Linked DNA regions of Mus musculus: region 2 is linked to region 1. A link is a loop called in an ENCODE intact Hi-C map of the cell type or tissue named here. Cell type or tissue: left cerebral cortex. All regions are shown on one strand.

Evidence for each region. A loop is a pair of places that touch in the nucleus more often than their neighbours do. Peaks named below come from ENCODE experiments on the same cell type or tissue, not always from the same donor. Only the 100,000 strongest peaks of a DNase experiment are listed, where the experiment ranks them.
Region 2: it touches region 1 in a loop (5-fold over the local background); 9 of 42 quality-filtered maps call a loop at or near these places.

The regions. Positions count from the first base shown.
Region 1 is chr17:34,343,874-34,351,873 of GRCm38, forward strand. It overlaps the pseudogene H2-Ea. Among named protein-coding and RNA genes, the nearest start is that of Btnl2, 6.9 kb to the right of the region's middle. In left cerebral cortex, a CTCF peak has its summit at 5,750 (motif pointing left); DNase peaks (open chromatin) are centred at 3,874 and 5,751.
Region 2 is chr17:34,166,344-34,174,343 of GRCm38, forward strand. No RefSeq gene overlaps it. Among named protein-coding and RNA genes, the nearest start is that of Psmb9, 17 kb to the right of the region's middle. In left cerebral cortex, CTCF peaks have their summits at 3,161 (motif pointing left), 4,597 (motif pointing right), 4,799 and 6,351 (motif pointing right); DNase peaks (open chromatin) are centred at 3,148 and 4,608.

The DNA of each region.
Region 1 (8,000 bases):
CAGGGCTTCTGGAGAGTACAGTCACCTCTGGGGCCACTGTGGGAGACATGGCATAAATTAGCTTTCATTCCTTCAGCTTCTGCTCTGCCCATGCTGTCTTGTGGTACAATGCTACCTAGGACTCTGAAACGGCTCCCTGAGGAGTCAGTCATGTGACCCTAGTCCCAGATCTGACATTTTGGAGCCAGTATTGAGGTATGAGGTATCCAACCACTCACGCGATTCCACCCAAGCCCCCATCCCAGTTTCTCACTCCCACTGTATAGACTCAAGTCAGTGCTTTCATAAATGTTAATTGATGAATAAACCAAGACTACAAAAAAAAAAAAAAAAAAAAAAAAAAGGAACAAACTTCTAAAATCCCTGGGCCTGTGGCCTGAGAATTAGATTTGCTGTGCTGAGCAAACTTAGGTCTTAGAAGGGCAAGCAAGACCTCCTTACACCCTTATAGAATTCGCCAAAGTATCTATTTACAGCTGCGTTCCCACATCTGGGAGGAGGGGATAGGGAGGAGAGGCAGGTACCGTTGGCATCTGGAGTGTTGTTGGAACGCTCTTTCATGACATCCAGGTTAGCTTTGTCCACAGCTATATTAGCCAGTGCACCCTGAGCCTCAAAGCTGGCAAACTTTGCAAATTCTTCAAGTCTCCAGATGGTCTCTGACTTTTCAATGTCTACATGGAAAATCTCATCGCCGTCAAAGTCAAACATAAACTCTCCACGTTTGTCTGGTAAAAGATAGAACTCCGCCTGGATGATGGTGTGTTCCTCTGAAAAGAAAGGAAAGGGGATTAGGGAGGGAGATGGAAGAAGAAGATGATGAAGAACCCACAGGCATTTGGGTGGGCAGGGATGGACGGTGACTGGGACAATCGGGATGGAAGAGCATAGAATGGGAGTTAGGGAAGAAACAGGGTCTGGGTGATGGACATTCATACTGAGCAAAGCAGGCAGGTGAGAAAGAAGGGAGATGTTTGTGTTAGAACATGAATGGATGGGACTGCAAGACACAGCCTTCAACATAGCCTTCTTTATTAGCACCAAGTCAACTGTTGTCCATATGTGCACTCCAGCATGAGCCACCAACCAGTGGCCACCCCCTGAAACACATACTCTCCATCGGCAGCCTTCAACTGTAAACAGTCTCTCAAGAGCTCCTACCCCATCCATGCTACATCGCTTAGCTGGCCTGGGAAGGTCTTGTGCATATATCTGCAGCCACTGCAAGTTCAGTCATGTGTTCAATGTCATGTCATGTCTGGAAGACAGTATCTCTCATGGCGTCGTCCCCCTACCCCCATCCTCTGGCTCACATGTTCTTTCTGTTCCCTCTCCTACACTGTCCCTTTGGCCTTGGAGTGGCAGGTTGATTCAGAAAACATATTTGAGTGGGTATTTAATGACTTCATGACTTTCGAAATTTGGCTACAGTGCATCAGAAAAAAGCATCCCTTGTTCCCTGTTGTGCAGGGATTAAATAGCTTGGGTCAGCACACAGGGGCTTCTTTTTATCCTGGCACTGTACTCTCCGAGTAGAGAAGTGTTATTTGAAAGGATCCTTTGGGAACTTGGGAACTGATTACAATTGTGACACTCACCCTGTTAACTGAGCATATCACTACTGTCTACTTAATAAGGGAGTTTCCTGTCATACCTCTGCTGAGTCCCATTCTATCAGGATAGGTTTGAGACAAGAACTTGCAGTACCCTCACCAAACCTAACAAACTCTGCTGACAATTTCTGGTTACAAATTCCTTTAACCAGTAGCCCTTAGAGACATACGTGGTGCCCAAGGCACCCGAGATTGACACTGAGGCCTTGAAATGCTCTGGATCGCTTATCCTCGTCCCAAGACTACGTCTTTGAGAAGGGGCATAGCTGGGTTGACCTTGAAACTAGACCTTTATCTAACCACTACTTCGACTAGGACTACTTTTGTGGGACATGGTCTGTTATGATTGACAGGGAGGATAACCAACAACAAGGACGATGAGATGAGGGCTTCTGTGTTGTCTTTAGGAATAAGGTGACCGATTTTAATGTTTAGTCAAGGGATTTATTTTATGATTGTCTTTATGCACAAACGTATCTTCTATATTCCTTCTTCCTCTGGCTCTGCTGCACAGGAAGAGCATCTGCCTCGCTAAGACCTTCTTGGGCAGTAGAAGCCCAGACTTGCTCTTGTGTGACTGGAGCTGGCTTCCCTACTCTTCTCATTTCCTTTCTGTTTGTCTTCCTTCCTTGGTTGTCGACAGGGATGCTCAGGATGCAGAACCCTTTCTCACATCAGCACAAAATATTTGCTCTGGAGATGATTCCAACCTCCACTTAAGTCTCTCTGCTCTCTGGTAACTAGAACTCGGTAGTGGTGACCACAGTTCTTGTAGCATCTGCTGTGTCACAGGAAGGGGCTGGCACAGCTACAACTGCCCCAAGAATCAGTCAACTAAGTGCACTTCATATCAGTGTGCCTGCCCTACCTCTTGGGTAGATTTGGAGTGGGATGATGTCATTTCTTTCTCGTGATCTTAAATATGGTGTCCATGTTTAAATACAACAGGACTGGTGTGAACAGGATACTCAGACGAGAACAGCACTGAGAGCCTCTCATACATTAGCTCACTTGATCTCCACAAAATAGTGTGAGGTTTCCAATTATTAATTTTCCCAATGTTCCAGAAAGAAAAAAAAAATAAAACCCAGGAATGAAACTGGTTGGTGCCTACTGAAAGCTACTTTCCCATAGCCCCAAATGTCTGACCTCTGGAGAGACAGCAGCTCTCAGCAGCATGTGCCTTTATTTGTTTGCTCAACTAAGTCTGAGTCATTTTACTTCAGTAGAAAGATTTTTCCCCCTGAACTATTTGTACCTCTGAGTGTGAAGGCTGGGAAGACTGCTTTCAAGGGACATTGAATTATCTAAAGAGAAACGGAACAAGCAGGTGATGGAGAATGCCGGATTCTGGTAACAGAATGTCATTCAGGGATCTCCTTATTGCTGGATGCATCTCCTTTTGCAGTGGGCTAGACACCAACATGGTCAGTTCAGCCCAAGGTTCCAGGGCCACTGGAAAATATTGTTTTCTGATGGCATTGGAAAATAAACTGAGTCCCAAAGCTCCAAAGACCAGAGAGAGTTGGGGCACCTCTGGAAGATGGGTAGCGATCACTAGAAACCATGGGCTGTATGGGGTCCTCCTATATTTGTCATGGCCTAGAGAGGATCTCTAGCCAGATTGTGACCTGAAGGTGAATCTGGGCTTGGATGTGGAGGCCACTACTAAAGAATAGCTTGGGCACACCCTTAGCCTAGGTCAACGGGCAGTGGAAGCTCTCCTCCTGTCTTAATAAGGATTAAAGGCTTGAACCAAAAGTGTATTTTGAGATTCTCCATAGATGTTCCTGAAAATTAGGAGGTTTTACATGTCTTGTTTCTGGAAACACTGTATAATACACCGAAAAATATTTGCTTACAGACAGAAAGGGCTAAAAGCCAAAGAGAAGCCGCCAAGCAGCTAGGTTTCCCACCTGGGGCTGAATTAGTGCCTTGGTGAATCTTCAACATAGTAACACAACAAAGAGGGCCGTCATCCTCCTGACTGCTGATGGTCCGATCATGCCAGGGGCTAAGTAAGGCATCTGATATCAACCCCCAGATCACTAACAGGATCATCCCGGGGTCAAGAGGCTGATGCAACAATTCTGTGGTGCATGCTGGCCTCCTTTTTCAGAGCCAAATCAAGCCAACACAATTTTTGCACCTATCTTTTGCTAGCTTCTTAATGCCATGCTCTTGGCAAGTGTATGGTAAGTTTAAGGTACCTCTAAATACACAGTGCTACTTAGCAACTTATGATGCTGCCGAGTTCCTGTCTGCTGATTGGTTCTGCTCATGAAATTATTAAACTAGACTTCAGAGAATGACTTTCAGTTCCCCTTCTCTGTGATGGGGAGAAGTCTCTGGCACACTGTTCGTGGTTTCCTGTTCTCCCAAAGTATAGCTTCCTGTGTGTCTGAGGGGATTTCTGAAGCCACCTGAATAATGTATCCTTGGTGACATTAAACCGTGGTGAGCTACTGTCATGGGTCCTCCAGAAAACAGAATTGAATATGTTACAAGAAGTATAGCTTAAGGCTGGCAGAGCACTGGTCAGGGTCGACTTTTAATCTAAAGTGGTCAGTGGCCTCTGGGAAGTCCCGCTGATGTCATAGTTTCATCAAAGCCCACAGGACACAAGGGAACATCATCTGCTGAGGACGTCACCAATGCCTGCTTGCCAATGTTCAAGCCTGTGACAGCTTGCTCACCACATGACACAGGTCCATTTTCTCTCTGCCACCCAAACCACACAGCTTGTATCCACACTCAAAACTGTGTGTTCAGGGTGGGAGAACTGAGCCTCAGAGGCAAATGGGAGTATTCTAAAGATTACTGAATTATACGAACATGACTATCATCTATATCCATATTCTTTACCGGTCATCTGACTTCATTCTCCCACAGCTCCGTGACCATGAGTGCATCCACACTGGACCCAGATCAGTTCTGGGGCTTCAGTGCATTTTACGTTTGTTTGATCCAAGTTCTTCCATTTTAGCTTCCCTTCTCCCTCTCCCCCGAATGCTGAGCTGCTCAGTATCATATCCCCATCTGTTCTTTTGCTCTAGATTGCCATGACTGTGGAGGTCTTTCATTTTTCTGTGTAAATTTTAGGATTGATTTCTATAGCTCTGTGAAGAATGCCATTGTTGTTCTAACAGAGACGACACTGAGCCACTAAATTCCCTATAATAGAACAACATTTTGACAATATTCGTTCTTCCAAACAGTGAATGTGGAAAGTGTTTTCCTTTCTGTCTCTTCTTCAGTTTCTTTTTCTTTTCATTTCATTTAATTATTTGAATATTAGGAATTAAATTTAGGGCCTCATCTCACACCAGGGAAATGCCCCACTATTGAATGATAAGCCCAGTGTAAAATTGTGTAATTCTGAGACAGGGATCTCATCTAGGCTGGCTTAGGACTTTCTCCGAAGCCCTTGTCAACTTTGAACTTGTGATTTCCATCTGGCTGAGGCACAATTACAGGGCACCAGCAAACCTGGTTTCCTCTTCTTTTTAATCGGTACATTTGTGTGTGTGTGTGTGTGTGTGTGTGTGTGTGTGTGTGTGTGTGTGTGCGTATTTAAGTTTGCAGAGAATTGTGGCTATTGAGCTCCTTTCACAATTTCCTCCTTAGGAAATCTGTTGATGGTGTGTGGGAAAGCTATTGGTTTCAGCTGTTGGTTGGTTTTGCGTCCTACCTCGTTACTGAATTACTTGGTTAATTCAGTAACTCCTCCACTGAAGCCGTTGGACGGCTGGAATATTCACACCTGAGTTATCTATCTACTGGTAACATTTCAGCTAACTCTGAGAGAAGAGTTGACCACTTTTTGAGGTGTGCTTTAATAGAGCCGGGAAAGGAAACATGACAGCAGCTTTAAGGTTAACAAAGAGCCTCTCCCTGTTGCTCTATCCTCTGGGGTCCTTAGGAGAGTTGACATAGTTGGTGACAGCAGCTAATTTTTTTTTCTTCTTCCCCCATACCCAGGCGCTGAATTGAGTATGCTATATAAAAAAAAGTTAATTTGATTGAATGATGGATTGAGCAATATTAGTGAGGCTTTGGAGAGCAGCTCTTCAGACCTTATCCAAATTGTGCCACCTTGAAACACTAGCATCTTGTCTTGTCAATTCCGCCATCTACTGGTCATTCGTGGAACTTCACCATTGGGTTGCATTTCGCAGAGATGGAGCCACAAGGGGAAGGGACCCAATAGGTGGGACCCAATAGGTGGGTTTCAAGGATACAAAGGCTGGGACTAGTAGTGCCCAGTAAGCTTTATTTTTATTTTTTTCTCAACACTAGGATGCTCCTCTTATTCCCAGAGTGACATGAACCTAAACATCTGAAATGTTGAAGGTCGCACCTCCCTGCTTTCTTCCTCTGGGAGAGCATCTTCTTCACACAGGGCCGCAGCAATCAGCTTTGAAAGAGGGGATTGACTGATTCCCGTTAGACAATATTCAACCTGAAGCTCCTGGTTTAGGCTGGAAGTTTCAGCATCAGTGGAAGAGGACAAATAGCCTGACTGACCCTGACTGGACAAGTCAAGCGCCCAGAGCTCCTGAAGGCTCTTATCTCACAGGATGGTGTGTCTGAAAATTACAAGCAGCTGAGCATGAGTTCATGTTTTTAGGAACAGAAATTAAGCATTGGTTTGGAGTCTAGTTCTCTGTGATCCTGGAGAGTGTAAAGAATTGGCACAAACCCTGTGTTCCTCTTGATTCCCCACATGTAGCTCCTTGTTTGTATCTGCGGCAAAATCAATTTTATCACTTTCAGAAAACAATAACTGGTGAGTGATTCAGACTTGTAAATTCTCATAAAATCAATTTGAAAGTAAATTAAGATTTTAAGTGAAAAATTAAACATTCAGAGGATCTGGTTTGTCAGAATCTTTTTGGATTTTAGGACCGTGATGGAACAGACCGTAGTCCCCGAGCAGAGCACCATGAAAACCCTCAAAGTGGCAGCAGGCAGGCCTCTCCTTCCCTGCCCCAGCCTAGGACCACGGCGGTAAAATGATGCACAGGAGCCATCGGCTCCTATTAAATTGGTGGCTCCACAACATCTCCTCAGCCTGCAGCCCTCATGGGAGCTGTCCATGGCGGTGCATCTCCTTTCCTGCCTCAGTAGGGGCTGATCCTCAGGAGCTGTCCACAGTGGTGGCACCTTTCCTGCCTCAGCCTACAGCCTCAGTGAAACACGGAAGGAGCTGATCCGCAGGATCTGTCCACAGTGGCAGCTCCCTTCCAGTCCCATACCCTCCCCAACAGACCCACAAAGATGGCGCCTCAGCAAACGCCAGCTGCAGCCGGGAAGAATTTTTCACCTTAACCCATGAATCTGATGCAGGGGAAAGGGAGTGGGGTGAAAACTCCCCCCCCCCCCAAGCTCAGGACTTGAAATCCCACCAATCTTCTCTCTGGAGATTTCTGTCCTGAAAAGCACCGCCCCCTCAGAAACCCTATATAAGCACTGCCCTTTTGCCCAGTTCTCTGACCAGTTCACTCCCAGAGCAGCGGGCAGTCATCCCTGGATTCAGCCCTCCATACCCTGGATCCTCCAATAAATCTCATTCATGAGATTGTTTACCTGGTGTGACTCCCATCGGAAAAAGCCAAGAAGAAAAGAAGCAATGAAGAGAAAAGCGAAGAGAATTTGATGGCCTGAGGCTCCTGAGCTCCTGAGCTCAGCTGGGGAGACCCTCCCCTGGGAGCTGCAATGCCTCTGCTGAGGAGGCTTCCTCTCAGAGCTGTGTGGTTCCTGTGGTCTCCTGTCTCAGGATGCCCTTCCACTGGGACACCTTCTTCCCTCAGAGCTGTGTGGACCCTGGGCTCCTGAAGTCCAGGATACCCCCCATCCCCATCCAAGCAGAAGCACTTACACTGACCATGCAAAGAGTTCTGTGGGTGACAGACTGATGGCCAGGGCTAAGAACTGCCCAGTCTGAAACTTAAACATCTGGAAGTGTCGAGTATCACTGACCTCACACTCGCACAACACACTGCTGCTTCCTCTCCACCGTTTCCTATTTTCCCTTCCTCTCTCTCTCTCTCCTCCCTCTCTATATCCCTTCTCTTCCCTTCCTCTTCCCCTCTCCCTGCCCCAACTACTGATTTCTTTAGACTTTTAGCTCTCCTTAACTTTAAGGGACTTCAAGTGGTAAATCTCTGCTGAAAGGTCTTTCTATGAAAGCCAGATTGGCCAAGAATTCCTGGGCTGTCACAGGTGCTCTGCTCCTGTGATGTCATGACTTCTCTGTTCATGTGATGTCATGGCTGCTCTGCTCTTGTGAGTGCCTGTTCATCTCACCCTACCTTTTCACTCTTGTGCAGCTCATGGCCCATGAATGAGGACTCTCAAATTCAGAACGTAGTGTTCCCACCTCTG
Region 2 (8,000 bases), 180 kb before region 1:
GGCAAACACTTTTTGGTGCTCTGTAGACCAGGCTAGCCCTAGTGTAGGAACTAAAGGTCTATGCCATCACTCCTGGCTCATATGTATCTTGGATTTTTTTTTTCTTAATGTTAAAAGGCTTTTACAAGGTAAGCATCCTTGTGGTATATTTTCTTATGTGGTAAAGATTCCGATCTTGAGGCCTGGAGTGTTCCGTCCTGCTGTTGACCACAGTTCTGTTGCTAACGCAAACCTCCTACTTTATCCAAACCAAGTCTTTATGCTTGAAAATACTCGACCTCTCACCATCTCTTCAAAGGTCTCTCCTACTGTCCAGGATAATTTGGCTTAAAACGTCTCCAGATTTTAGACGGACAGAGACCTATTTTGAAGCTACCCCAGGGAGTCCTCAGGGAGGGTGTCTTAGTTAGGGTTTTACTGCTGTGAACAGACACCATGACCCAGGCAAGTCTTATAAAAACAACATTTAATTGGGGCTGGCTTACAGGTTCAGAGGTTCAGTCAATTATCATCAAGGTGGGAGCATGGCAGCATCCAGGCTGTCATGGCGAGGGAAAGAGCTTAGAGTTTTACGTCTTCATCCAAAGGCTGCTAGTGGAAGACTGACTTCCAGGCAACTGGGGCGAGAGTCTTAAGCCCACACCCACAGTGACACACCTACTCCAACCATGCCACACCTCCAAATGGTGCCACCCCCTGGTCCAAGAATATACAAATCATCACAGAGGGTAACTTGACTAAAACTCCTAGAACCAAAACTAATAATTCCCACTAGGAAAATCCCATTATTAACGATGTCTAGTCTATTGGATCACATTGTTCCTATTGATGTCAATAGTGTTAAGGTAACCCACTCTCTATCACTGGAGCTAAAGGCTCTGGAACTTGAGGACAAGGTCAGACATTGTCTTCCATGGAGTAACTATTGAGTAGCACTATTTGAGGGTTGTTGGTGAAGCCCTACTATTCTGGGTAGACTCTTTTTACCCAAATTGTACAAAAACAATCAATGTCTGTCATGACAGCAACATCCCTGGTGGACTCACCAAAACTGGCCAAATCCCATTATTAGATCCAAAAGATCTCAGGGTGTATATACAAGACTAAAGTGCACGTTTTAAAAACAGTTCATGGGCTGGTGAGATGGCTCAGTGGGTAAGAGCACCCGACTGTTCTTCCAAAGGTCCAGAGTTCAAATCCCAGCAACCACATGGTGGCTCACAACCATCCCTAACGAGATCTGACTCCCTCTTCTGGTGTGTCTGAAGACAGCTACAGTGTACTTACATATAATAAATAAAAAAAAAAAAAAAAAAAAAAAACAGTTCATAAGGCCAGGAAGATGACGAAGTGAGAACCGGCATTTGACCCCAAGCCTGATAACCTGAGGTCCAACCCCAGGACCTCAGGGTGGAAGGAGAGACCAACTCTACAAACAGTCCTCTGGCATCTAGTCACCTGCCATAGCATGCATGTGCTAGCATAAATACACCAATAAAATGTTTACAAGGAGCCATAGTAAAAGGCAGAGGTAGCTATAACAAACAAAGGGACTGGACAGAGAGAGCTATAAAGGACTACACTCTAAAGCTAGGGTAGTTGGGGGCAAATGCTTTTAATCCTAGCATGGGGAGGCAGAAGCAGGAAGACCTCTGTGAGCCTGAGGTCAGCTAGTCTACATATGGAGTTCCAGGACAGCCAGGGCTACATAGTGAGACCCTTATGGGTCTACCCTTGAGGTCTCTAGGTGACAAGGATAGCCCTGAGCAATGAATCCTCCACCACATCTGGAGATCAAACCCAGAGCTTCATGCACACTAGCAAAGCAGTCTACCAACTGACCCCCACTCAAGTCTGTCTGTGTGTCTGTCTCCCTCTCCCTCCCCCCAGCCCCTCTCTCAGCTGCTTTTCTGCCTGCTCAGCCCCATCTCTGTCAGACTGTAAAGATAGCCAGCCCTTCCTGGCACTGTTGCCAGATGTATGTAAGTAGAAATTCTAACATCCCTTCCCTGGCTAGCATTTGTGCGTTCCCCACAGTGAGACCCTTCACATCACAGACCAGTGTGTTAGAAAACCAGTGTGAATATTTATGAACAAATAAATAAAAGATAAACATGGCATAAATTATGTGAAGATATATGTTTGTAATGTCATTAGCTATCAGCCACCTGGTAAGTATAATTTTAGCACACAAAACAAACAACAACAAAACAAATAAAGAAATGCCCCCAGGGCTGGTGAGACAGCTCAGCAGGTACTTGCCGCTAAGTTACAGACCCAGGGCTGACCCCAGAAAGAGCTCCTGCAAGTTGTTCTCTGATTTCCATACTCACTGTGGTATGTGTGCACTGCTCCCTCCCAGTGAATAAATAATTGTTAAAAACACAAATAAAATAGAAAACAACACATGCCTACATATGATGGAGCAGCTAATTTTATCAAAAATAAAAACAAACTTTTAGAAATAAGGACAACCCTGGAATTCTTAACCTGGTTAGTAAAGAGAATAAAAATCCATCAAGGACTATCCGGGGTGTATTTGGGGATCATGTTATAGCTACATGCACACACACACACACACACACACACACACACACACACACACACATGCACACACACACACACACACAGAGACAGAGAGAGAGACAGAGATGGAGAGACAGAGAGATAGATAGGCACACACACATACACACACACACACACACAGAAAGAAAGAAAGAGAGGGACACAGAGAGACATAGAGACAGACAGACACACACAGAGAGAAAGACAGACAGACAGAGAGACAGACAGACAGACACACACAGAGAAATAGGAGAGATAGACAGACAGACACAGAGGGAAAGACAGACAGACAGACAGACACATCTCTCTCTCTCTCTCTCACACACACAGAAAGAGACAGGAGAGATAGACAGACACACACAGAGACAAACAGAGACAGAGGCAGCAGAGAAAGAGAGAAGAGAGAGAGACACAGAGAGACATAGAAACAGACACATACAGAAAGAGAGAGATAGAGTCAGAGAGAAACAGACAGACAGACAGACAGACACACACACACTCAGGAAAAAGAGACACAAGGCAGAATCAACCCTGAACACCCGCTTTGCACCCGCTGGTCAGCCAGGTTTCCTGCCCATTGTCAGTCTTTGCTGACACCTACAGGCTACAACTTGTTAATGATTTTTAAATGGAAATTTAAACTCTCCTTTTGTGGATGTTTCTGGGCAGCCTCAGACTCAGTGGAATGAGAGATCATTTCTTGAATATTCCTAGAAAAGAAATCACACCATTGTCCAAGTCTCTGTAAGGTTGACCTACTGATTAGAACTCCCTGATTGTGGAGAGCTGTGGAGTTGAAGCTCTAAAGTCAGATTTATTTATCAGTCACTTTCTTTAGTATTCTTAAAGTCATTTGGAGTCCACCTCTGAAGCTGATGTGACATCCTGAACTAGAATCATTTCTGTTGATGGAAAAATACCCTGATCATCCCCCTCAAAAAATAGGAGGAAGGTTTTGACAATTCCAGGTGACGTCTATCATTGTGGGGAGGTAAGGTGGCAATCTGAAATAGCTGGTCACTTCACACCTTCAGTCAAGAGCAGAGAGAAAGGAATGTATGCGTGTTGCCTGCTTATGGTAAGCTCACCATCTCTGCTCTTACGAGCTTCAGGATGCCTGCCTAGGGAATGGTGCCACCCACAGTGGGCTGGGTCTTCCCATATCAATTAACTTCAGACAACCCCTCACAAACATGCCCACAGGCCAACCCAGTGTAAAATCCTTCATTGAGAGTCCCTTCCCAAGTTATTGTGAGTCATGTAAAGTTGATGGTTAAAGCTGTCAATCATAACCCTTTCAACTATGAGGGGAAAAATATTTTGAGTATATTAACTTAGCAAACTGCTGGTTTCCACTGATCCCCAAACTCAGAGTGCCATAAGATAGTACCTGAAATCTACAGCAGAGAAAGACTTCTTGTTTTGCTGTAACCCACTTGCCCTGACATCCCTACTAATGTATTTGGCGGGTGGCTTGATTTATGACTTCCTATCAAAACGCTTATTTAACTGTCTTCCTGCCACAGGGCAAACTGAGCCGTTGTCCCTGGACTGTGGCCATCTACTTATATTAGGTTCAGAAAAACAAAATCTCTTATTCCTTTGATCTGAGAGGGAATGTTTTTTGTTAATAAAATAGAAGCTGAAAAACCCAAGGAATTCTGTGGCCACAGTGAAAATTTGGTAAATTAGGACTTTAGTGATACAGGGATGTCAGCACACAGGCAAAGCTATCCTTTAAGTAAATGCTGGAGACTGGGTGTGTCAGGCTGAGTAGGTGACTGCAGGCGTTTATCTGGGAGACAGCTCACACTTAATGCTCTGCTGGCACTAGATTCCATCCGCTTGCTATAGAGGCAAAGATTCTAACGGTGGCTAACTTCCACTCTCTGTGGAGATTAGAAAACGGTGGCTGGTTTTCTTTGGAATCTCCTTTAGCTGTTGCTGTTTTCAACTTCATACCTTGGATTCAGGATAATAAAATAACCAAGCTCTCCACACTTCCAAACCTGTGGATTTTCTCACTGGGTAGCCACTACACATTTGTCCACTAGGTGGCGCCAAAGACATGTGCTCTCACGACTCAGCCTGACACAATTAGGTACTTCTTAGTCCTTATTAAAAGAGCGATCCTAATATCAAATTTAAAGTGTTGGGGGGGGGGGAGACCCGGAAAAGAGAAGACAAGCAAAACAAGAGTTCAAATCTTGCTTGGTGTACAGGTTAGTTTTGTGTTAACTTTGACACAGGGAATAGGACCCTCAATTGAGAAAATGTATCCATCAAATTGACCGGTGGACAAATTTGTGGGCCATTTTCTTGATTAATGGTTGATGTGGAAGGGCACAGCCCACTGTGGGCGGTGCCACCCCTGAGAAGGTGGGCGTGGGTTTCTGAAAAGACAAAGCGAGTGAATCGTGGGTAGGTAGGAAGCAGCGTTCCGCTCACGCCTTACTTCAGTTCCTGCCTTGACTTTTCTCAAAGATAAACCGGAAACAGGATATGGAAACCATATAAGCCCTTTCCTCCCCAGCTTGCTTTTGATTATGGTGTTTATTACAGCAACAGAAATTAAATGAGGATATTTAACGCTAAGGTAACGTTTCTCTGGGTAGAATGTTACCAGTATTTTAGCGACTGCATATGCTTTCATTGAGGGCAAAGAATGTTTGTAGGAAATAGAACAACGGAAAGGAAATTACACATCTAAGCTGACATTGCCTCCTATCAGACTGTAGCAGGGGACTTAAAAATCTACCGGAGGGGCTGGAGAGATGGCTGCTTTTGCAGAGCACCCAGGTTTGGTCCCCAGCCCCTCACAACTGTTTGTAACTCCAGTTCCTGGAATCTGAACTCTCTCTGGCCTCCATGAGCAACACACACACACACACACACACACACACACACACAGAGAGAGAGAGAGAGAGAGAGAGAGAGAGAGAGAGAGTGAGAGAGAGAGAGAGAGAGAAATACCCACCCCATGCTGCATATACACACAGGCAAAACACTCATGCATGTCAAATTAAAATGTCTTAAAAAACTCATCTGAATATTTTCTTTCTTAGATTCCCCCCCCCCCCCCAAGACAGGGTTTCTCTGTGTAGCCCTGGCTGTCTTGAAATTCATTTTGTAGACCAGGCAGGCTTTGACCTCAGAGATCAATCTGCCTCTGCCTCCAGAGTGCTGGGATTAAAGGTATATGCTACCATGCCTGACACCTAGGCTGATTTTGAACTTAAAATTTCCCTGTTTACTCTCCCAAATGCTAAGATTGCAGGTGTGTGCCACCCTGTCTCATTTCATCTGAGTCTTAAGACAAGCCAGATAGAAGAAATGGTGAATGCACGTCTTAATTACTTTGCAATTGCCACGACAAAGCATCATGACCAAGGCAAACTTGTAGCAGAGTTTATTGGGGCTTACAGTTTCAGGGACGATAGCAGCAGGCAAAATGGCTTAGCACCATAGCAGTGGATGGGAGCTCACACCTGGTTCACAAGCAGGGGGCAGAGGTGGGGCAGGGAGAGCTAACTTGGAGTGGCCTGGGATTCTGAAACCTTGAAGTCCACCCCACCCAAAGCTAACACACCTCCTCCAAGGCCACACCTCTTAATCCTTCCCAAACACCTTCCCCAACTGGGGATAAGGCACTCAAAAATGTGCGCTTATGGGAGCTATAGTCACTCAGACCACCACAATGCATGAAGTTGAATTGAAACACTTTTTGAAAACATAATTTTTAGAGACTCAGTTTTGATTTTTACTTTTATGTGTGCTTCTGTGTATGTGCACCTGAGTGCAGTGCCCACAGAGGCCAGTAGAGGGCATCAGATATCCTGGAGCTGAAGTTACAGGTTGCTGTGTGTTTCAAGAAATATTAAAAAATGAACCCGCCAACTCTCAGTGGGGCCAGGCCATGCTCCTGCGCTCCTGTTGCCACCAACAACTCTCTAGAGCTAGCCCCTGTGCCAGGTGATCTCGCTCGCTCAGTCTCTCTGCCACCAACTCACCAGCCCTGCCACACGGCTCGCACTGGGCCATCTCTCAGATGGGCCCCCGAGTTCCTCTCACTTTCACACAATGCCCCACACAGCCCTGGTTAGCCATCTCAATACCTAATTACCTGGTAGAATCAAGACTCTTAATGCTTAATTAGTCAATCAGATTTATGTGTCATTAATAACACAATTTACAAAATGCCAATACAATAATTTCAGAGCTAAATGATAATGGTAAAGCTTTAACCCAATTATTCTAACCATTTGATAACATCATGTCAGCCTCCATTTTGGTTCTCCCTCTCCTCAGACCTCTCTCTCTCTGTCTCCTCAACTCCTCGCTCCACCTCCCGTCTTCTGTCCAATCACAAGCCTCCCACTGCCCTAATGTGATTGGACAGGGAAAATCCTGCAACAGCTGTGAGCTTCATTCATAACAAGGGTGTTGGGAGCCAAACTCCCGTCCTCTGTAAGAGTAGGATGCTCTCTTAGTTGTTGAGGGTTCTCTCCAGCCCCCTCTTGTCTTTCTTAATGTCAATTCTTCTCCCTCCCTCCCTCCCTCCTTCTCTTCTCTTTATTTTTCCTTCCCCTCTTTCTTCTTCTTCCATCTCTTCTTTATGCCCATCTCTGTTTATTTGAGACAGGGCTCTCTGTGTACCCAACCTGGGCTCCCACTGCTACTATTCCTGCCTCTGCCTCTGAGGGCGGGGCTTGCAAGTGTGCACCATCAGACCTGGCTATATTTGGCTTTTCTTCTCTTTTCTTTCTTTCCTTTTTTTTCTGACAAGGGTTCTACAAAGGCATTATTGGATTTACACACAGCTAACTGGATATTTCCGGTGTTGTTGTAAATGCAGGTTTAAGACTGTTTTTTCAACTTTGTCTTTCAATTTTCTGTTTTACAGCATACGAACACACAGTAGCAATCAAAGTACCATGTCTCACGGACCTTTGATGTCAGCAAGCCTGTCACAACCAAGACCATTTCTTTGTACATAGTTTTGGGTTTTCTATTTGAACAGTTTACAAATGCAAATATCTACTTCTTTGTTTGTCGGTTTGCTTTTTGTTTTTGAAGAAAGTGTGTATGTGTGTGTGTTGCTTTTCAACAGGAAATGTGGAGCAATGGATGGGAGACTCCTCTTGTTTAGGCAAAGAGTCCTACTCAGAACCACACAGAGACCCAAAAGATAGCCTCTACCCCCTTCCCCCAACCCCCACCCTAGTTGCTGCTCACCCTGTGGAGAGGAACTAGGCTTCTATGCAGAGTTACCTAAGTCACCTGCTTGGCCACTTCTGCCCCAGGAACTCCTCCTGTGACTTCTGCTTCCCCAAATCCAGTCGCTGCTTCTCTTCCCCATTGCCCTTTGCCAGGGGAATGAGTAACAGTGTGAATCCCCTGCCCTTATGCTGCTCTTTTGAGTTGAAGTGTCAGGT